Regions from separate parts of the Mus musculus genome. Here all the other regions are linked to region 2. The links are chromatin loops, found by intact Hi-C in ENCODE. Cell type or tissue: heart. All regions are shown on one strand.

Evidence for each region. Peaks named below come from ENCODE experiments on the same cell type or tissue, not always from the same donor. Only the 100,000 strongest peaks of a DNase experiment are listed, where the experiment ranks them.
Region 1: it touches region 2 in a loop (1.9-fold over the local background); 1 of 42 quality-filtered maps calls a loop at or near these places.
Region 3: it touches region 2 in a loop (1.8-fold over the local background); 1 of 42 quality-filtered maps calls a loop at or near these places.

Annotation. Positions count from the first base shown.
Region 1 is chr2:166,249,309-166,251,808 of GRCm38, reverse strand. No RefSeq gene overlaps it. Among named protein-coding and RNA genes, the nearest start is that of Gm11468, 23 kb to the left of the region's middle. In heart, no CTCF peak of the experiment used is centred here; DNase peaks (open chromatin) are centred at 188 and 1,048; H3K27ac peaks cover 970 bases.
Region 2 is chr2:166,195,863-166,198,362 of GRCm38, reverse strand. Gm30536 (a long non-coding RNA gene) reads right to left here. Exons shown (of 6, transcript XR_866955.3): 3 at 1,975-2,376; 4 at 1-421. Among named protein-coding and RNA genes, the nearest start is that of Gm30536, 2.7 kb to the right of the region's middle. In heart, no CTCF peak of the experiment used is centred here; DNase peaks (open chromatin) are centred at 1,142 and 2,020; H3K27ac peaks cover 2,280 bases.
Region 3 is chr2:166,266,144-166,268,643 of GRCm38, reverse strand. No RefSeq gene overlaps it. Among named protein-coding and RNA genes, the nearest start is that of Gm11468, 6.5 kb to the left of the region's middle. In heart, no CTCF peak of the experiment used is centred here; no DNase peak of the experiment used is centred here; H3K27ac peaks cover 375 bases.

The DNA of each region.
Region 1 (2,500 bases), 53 kb before region 2:
CCCCAGCTGCGTTCACACACAACTTTTCATTGTTCCTCATATGGAGACCTGGTTATGACCTGCTCTGGCTTCCACTCTCGGCCAAAGCCCACCACCTTCCTGAGGTCAGAGGTCACGACATCCGGAGTAGGACATAGCTCAAAGCCCCATGTATCCCTGGGATCCCAGCACATTTGCAGGAAGTCCAGTCTGGTGGCACTGGGCAGAGGAACCTGAAGTGAACCAGGTGGAGACCAGATGTTATCATACTGACTCCAGTGTCCCCAACAATGGAAAAAGGAAATGGCCTGTTTGTGACTCCTCTGACAGATTGTAAGGGACCCAGTCCTCTCTGGCTGTCAGTGTTTCCTGAGAAGAGTCTGGGATGCGAAGCTTGCCTAGGATCTGATGTTTTCATGTCAACCTAGAAATCTGTACAGGTCAAAGTCCAGCATCTCCTCCATCACCCATGTGACCTCAGGCATCTCCCAAGCCCATGCTTCTCTGCTGGAAAACCAGGGATGGCAGCAACCTGGGTCTCACCTGCTCACCAGAGCCATAAGTCATCCTGAGGAGGCTCAGCAAGGTCCCAGATGATGTCACTACAGTCATTCTCGGGCGACCACAGCTGTAAGGAGGAGATCTGGGAAACATGAGGGTGGACGAAAATGAATTAAGTCAATGAGTAGACAGGAACTCCAGAGCAAGGAAGTGGACAGTTACCACAGTTCTGCGGAGACAGTCGCCTGTGCAGTACCAGGCCCCACACCTGCGCTCACTCAGCCATTCCAGGTCACTTGGCTAGTAGCCAGGACAGGTAAGGCCCACTCGAGGGTATCAGTACCATGTTAGCCACCAAACCACCTAGGAGACAAAGTAAACTTGTAAGAGCCTTGGGTCCAACTGGCTGCCAAGCCAGCATGGCGCAAGCGTAGAGGAGACCCAGCCACTCTTTCTTGCATTCCAGGTCTCGTGGCTGGATCGAGCAAAAGGCCAGAAAGCTGTCCAACCCATGGCTTCCCTCCTCCTCTTCCCCTCTGACTTCCTTCCTGGCTGCATCCCCAAGGCGCTGCCCCTCCCAGTCTGTGTCCTGAGACACTCGAAGCGGGATGGAATATCAGAGCTCTCTATCACGGCCACCACCCAGCTTCCTACGAGCGAGCTATCTCTGCCTCCAGGAAGAACCACCCCCAAACTCCATCTTGAAAAGTCTTAGGGCTGAATTTTTTTAAAAAGTTCCCCCCCCACCCCAAACTCCTCCACAGTGGGTTCCCAGGTGCAAAGTGTCTTCTTTCTGTCATAGAACTTGTGCATTTTTACTTAAATGATGAATTTTTGGGCCAGGTGAGATACCTCTGGGGGGCGAAGGTGAGTCCTGATGGCTCTGCCAAGCCTGCCAACGTGAGGTTGAATTCCTAGGACTCACATGGTAGAAGGAGAGAACCAATACCTGCAAGTTGTCTTCTGACCTAGATACTTGTGTGTGAACACATCACACACACACACACACACACACACACACACACACACACACACACACACACACTGTTAAAAAAAAAAAAAGCCTTTTGCTGGGTGGTGGTGGCGCATGCCTTTAATCCCAGCACTTGGGAGGCAGAGGCAGGCAGATTTCTGAGTTCGAGGCCAGCCTGGTCTACAAAGTGAGTTCCAGGACAGCCAGGGCTATACAGAGAAACCCTGTCTCAAAAAAACAAAAAACAAAAAATCAAAAAACAAAAAACAAAAAACAAAACAAAACAAAAAGCCTTTTTTCTTTTAAAACTGTGTCTTGCTTCCTGGGACTCTGGTTGACATCAGTGGCTTCTAAACTTGTCTATAACAAAGGATCCAGAGGAGTTGGCCCTTCCCATCCCTTCTGTGTCTCAAGACCTAGAGACTCAGCTGGACCCAGAACCCCCTGTGTCATCATGAGGTGGCTCTGGTTCCTGGGCTGGACAGAATCTCTCTTGTAGAATCCAGCTTCTTCGAGCCTCAGAGGACAAGAAGAGGAGCTGTTGCCAAGAAAGGAAAGCTAGGCAGGAGCCCTGGAACCCTGCCCAGGCCTCCGCTTACTCCTTGAGTGGCACCAATCCTCAGGTATTACCTGTGGGGTAGCAAGAGCATCCAGTCTGTGACCACTGGATGGAGTTCTAGAAGCCTCTGCCTGGCTTCCAAAGCCAACCTCAGTGCTCAGCTATCTCCAAATCTAGGACTGGAATGGTTTCCATGGTTCCCTGGTGTTGGGGGAGCCTCCAGGAAGCACAGGGCCCCACAGTTGCAGCATTCCTGTGATTCAGGGTCCGGAGACCTGCCTGTGACAGTGACGCATTAAATCATCAGCCTTAGCAACGTTAACAAGCTCCTGGCTGGACTGTGATGTTTGGTAAAGGGATCGTTAGCTGCTGGCAAACACCATGAGCTAAGGAAGGGCCTCGGGCTCTGACAAATGATAAATGAGAAAATTAAAGGCTTGGAGAAAATGTAAATATCATCCTTTGTAAGTCTGTCCCTCGGCAGGGAG
Region 2 (2,500 bases):
CATGTCCCCAGCATGGCACTCCCAGGTCAGGACAGCAGGTCCCACGGAAACAGCTGCCCCATGTGCTCAGCAGGGTTCTCATTCCACTGATGTTGCCCTGACACTGTTGGTAAGTAAGAAGACATCAGTCCCAGGCCACTGGGAGCCTGTGTGAACACCAGGCACGGGGGAGGGGTGAACAGAGCAGGAGCAGAAGCACTGGAGCCTCCTGGGCCTCCTTGCTGGTACAAGGGCCAGCCCAGCAGAGCGGGTGTGATCACGAGAGCCTGCCCAGGCTCCTCAGCACGTCAGGTGAATACAGAGTCAGAGTGAACCAACAGTGATACCCTCGCAGGAGGTGGGGCCAGGTGGGGGTCTGCGCCAGGGTCTTCTCCTCTCCATCCTCCTCACAACTCTGTCAGGAACCAACCTCCTTTCCTCTCTTCAAAAGATAGTATTGATTAGCATGTTACACACACACACACACACACACACACACACACACACACACGCACGCACGCACACAGTCCTGCCAGCCTTGCTTAAGGAAAATGGTCTCACCCATCAGATTCCTATTCTCTGCTGGGTCTCTCCCCTGCAGGCCTGTAGGGCCCTGGATTGCGAAGGGCTTTCTCAAGGCCATTCACACCCTTCCTTGCTCTGCAATACCCAGCAAACACTGTGCTACCCACTGCCCAGCCGCCCTGGGGAAACAAGCCCATGGTGAGCGTGAAGAGAGGCTCTGGGAGACATACTGCAGCCTTTATCAACCAGGGAACCATTCTTGGGTTTCAGAATGGTAGGTGCGAAGGGCTTAGTTCCAGGAGCTATTGTCTCCATTTCACCTGAAGAACTTTCTAGGTAGCCTGTTCGTGCTTTGGGACTTTGCATGTCTCAAGGTATACCCCATCACCCAGTGCTGCAGACCTCAACCTCCGAGTCCTGCCCAGAGCCTATCAAAGCAATCGGGAAGGACTGTGAGGGCTTTTGTGTAGAAAGGCCTGTCAGCTCGCAGCTATCTAAGATCCTGTATGTCACACATCTGGGACGAAATTGCCTGGACACTGTCTCACTGTTTCCTGTTCTACACAGAAAGAAAACATGTGGACAGTTAAATTGTGAGTGTGACGTCAGGATTCCTGGATCCTGCCAGATGTCCCAACCTGGAGGCCAGGGGAAATGACTCTGGAAAGTGACCAAGCTGGTTAGGGACAGGAGGCAAGAGAAGCTAGCAACAGTGGCCTCCCTTGGCTACCCTCACGTGTGGTGTCCTGGGATGTGGTGTGCCCTGCAAAGCCTGGATGCTGACTGCACTCATGTCTCATGCGAGGCTCTGCTCTCCCCGGGGTAAATCTCAGATGTGCCAGCATCCATGTTCTCCTACAGGGACATAACACTGTCACCAGGATGGTGTGTTTAACACTGGGGCACAGGGCAGGAGACAGACCCATGCTCAAAGCAGGTATAGGTCAATGCCACATTCACCATCGACTTGATGCTCATTCACTGAGGGCAGAGTGGATTGTGTGGGACAGAATCAGTAGGCTCTGCCTGGATGACTTTCATCTTCTGATAGAAGTCTCTGACCCAAATTCCCACGTCCTTCACCCAGTTCTATTGGTCAACACTGATCTCGTGGGTCCCTGGGCAGCACTCACACTAGCAACACAGAATACGCTGTTGGGGAGGAGAGACCACACCATCTCCATGTTCTCCCTCTGTGGTGCTGATCTGACTACACAGCCTCTATCACATCACCCCACAGACTCCACAAAAGCTGAGGCAAGGTCGAAGGCAGGAGGAGGGGCAGTCCCTGATTGCCTGACACTCTTAAGTGGCTTCTTATTCACAGGGACACAGATCAGGACCTGGCGCCCGCAGACAGGCTCATACATCACCTAGTCCTTTGCAAGCAGCGCCAAGCTCCCACTTTCCTGGTGGGCAGTTGGTGCAGGAGGGAGAGGATGTCTGTGAATCTGAAACTTTGCTGTTTACCTGCCAGGGACCTGGACCTTGAGAGCGTCCTTCCTTGGAGTGGGGCAGTGGGCCAGCAAGGCAGGAATGCTGTCAAGTCACACACATGGGCATCAAGAGAGCGAGCTGGGGCGGGGCGGGGGGCCATGCCAAGCTGAGAGGCCTTTCAGGGCTTCAGAGACACCTAGAGAAGAGTTGTCAACAGTACAGCTACAGAAGTGACAGAAAGAAAGGGCCACACGGGGGACAGAGGTCGTTAGCAGGAGCAACAGGCAAGCTCTAGATGCTGCCACAGGGACACTCATCCTGGCAGTGAACAGTGTGCTTTATTCTTTCTCAGGAGCCATAATTTTCAGTTGATGCCTCAGGATGGATCCTTCGAGGACGATGGATGACCTGAGGAGGCTCAGGTGACAGGTCCTCCTGGTGTGGGAGGGGGGAGGCGGTAAAAATCCAGCTCTTTTGAGCAGAAAAGCATTGTTCGGATACAACATCACTGAGTTTGTAAGAACGAAGGCCAAATATATAGACATAAACTTTAATTAAG
Region 3 (2,500 bases), 70 kb before region 2:
CCTCTACAACTTGAACTCACAAGCTTTTAGTTCTCAGGATCCCAGCCATAACCTCCCCCCTACCCCCCACACACACACCGCCCATCTTAATCCAGTCATTGGGCCCTTGGTGCCCAGGAGTCTGGAAGCTGCTGTTTGCCTATATTGGAAATTTCAATCTGGGTATAGAAAAGAAACCCCAGCCAGATGGCTGCAAATAAAAACACGGGGCCCTCCAAACCCAAGATGAAAGACTTGAAAGAAACCAACTCAGTATGATCTTGACTTCCCCCTCCGGACCCTGAAGAAATAGATTTCTACTATTTACATCAGCCAGCCTGTGGTGATCTGCTACAGCCGTGGAAAGCTTACGCAGAGCTGGCTTCCTTTTCCCTGGGGTTTTAGTGTCTGGGAGCTACATGGCTTATTTCTCTGCAGCCCATGAGTAAGATGTGCTGTGCTTCTATTTAACCTGAGCTCAGTGTTCGGTCTGAAGCTGGCGACACAGAGCTCCTGTCAAGTGCATTTTCTCCAAAGAGCTTTAAGTGACTTACGAGTTTCCGTTGCATAGAAAGTGAGTGGCCTTCTTAAACGGTGTATATGTGACCACCACCCCCAAGGGTGACCTCAGCCCTTCTTTGAACCCTGCAGAACCTTCCAAGCTTTCTAACTTCCTCCACTCCCCTTAGTTTCCAGTTGCCCAGTCTCCTGCTGCCCCCCTTGCTGATACTCCTAGCCTAGCCTCCTTCACCCTTCTTGTCCTTCTTTCAGTCCTAAGTGTAAGGGCCACAGCAAGTCACATCTGTCTCGGGAGCTCAGCCTCCTGTGATCTTAGGACATTAGCTTGCAGATGCCACTTTTCCAGGCTTCAGTGTTGTAAGGTCATGTGAGCACCCCTAAGCAACTGAGCTCAGCCCAATGAGGTCACTTCTAAGGGAACCTTTGGGGTTCCCATGCAGTACCTAGTGGCTGCATCCATGTAACTCGATACTGGACTCCCAGACAGGTCTCCATCCCTTCCTCTCTGAAATGCTACTGGACACTGGATCAGTGCTTCCTCCTCTGCTGTCCCACTCCAGGGTCAAGGCTTGTACTGGACTCCCTACCTTCTGGGTCACCCTTCATTTCATGGATAGAGTGGTGTCCCCAAAGAACAGCCATGCCACATCCTTTCCTTGCTCGCTGAAGCCTCAGTTTCTGAAGACATTTCCAAATCCTTATGGTCCGTGTTATTAGCCATATGCATGCGCGCACACGCACACACACACACACACACACACACACACACACACACACACACACCACCTTCTCCTGTCACCAGCTCTATCCAGAATGCTCCATTAAGCACGTTGACCGTCTCCTGCTTCCTGAACCTGCAACACCTTTGCCTCATGGACTTGGGCTGCCCCCTGCCTTGTCTTTCTTTCCCAGGCTCCTTCACCTGCTGGGCTCCTCTCTCACTGTAAAATCAGGCTTGACCACACCTCTAGAATCTCACCCAGACCGGCACTGTCTCTACATCCCACACACAGCCCTGAGCTGTTGAGACAGACAACCACACCCTGAGGAGCCATCACCGGACTTTGTTTCCACAAATGAAAGACAACAACAACAAGGTCACTGTCCTGGGACATGGCCTACCCCATGGCAGGTCCCAGCAACTGTTAGACTTATTGGATCATAGAATCTCCCCAGTGGAATCTGGAAACACAGAGGCCCAGCCTCTTAGTCCCCGCACCCCAGCCCCTGATCAGGAATGCTTGACCAAGAAACTGGTTCTGCCCACCCTGTGTCTTCCTATGCCTGTTTCCTTTGCACCAAACTGAAAGTAATTACCAAAGGCAACCATAGCAAATGACGGAACGGGGATCATGCCTGTGTGCCCAGCGAGCAGATTAAGAGCAAAGCCCCGTGTCATCCCAACGCCTGTGAGGCTTGGAAGTGACTTAACCAGCCGAGGCCTTAGGGCCAATGCTATGAGCTCAGGGCTTTCTCGCCTGGCAAGGAACCAGCAGGGGCTGTGCTATGCATCAGCCAGAGAAGACATGCCTCTTACGGGTTGTCATTGGGCATTGGCGTATCTGGAAAGTATTGTTATTGCTGAGAGGAACAGGGAGTTGTCCTACATTGTCAGATCTGCTAAACTGCCCTAGATCTATCCTCTTGAAACTGGAGTGTGGGGACTTGTATCCCAGCTCTAGGGAGGGTAATGGGTCCCTTGAGGACCCCTGTGCCTGATAGGAGCTGATCTGCCTACACAGCTGCTGAAAGCCAGGCCTGTAGGGGTCTCCTCACACACAGAGACAAGGACTGACCAGATGAGCACAAAGGCCACAGGTGTCACAGTTGTCCTGATGGTGATTATGCCCCCTGGGACTGGCTATCACCTGGTGTACTGGGCTCTGGACCATATTTTGAGCCCTCTGACCTTATACTCCTTCTGGGGTCATCTGGAGCCTCTACCTTTTTGCTGTGTTTCAATCCCTCCACTGATGAGCTCCGGGGACCTGCAGTCAGAATG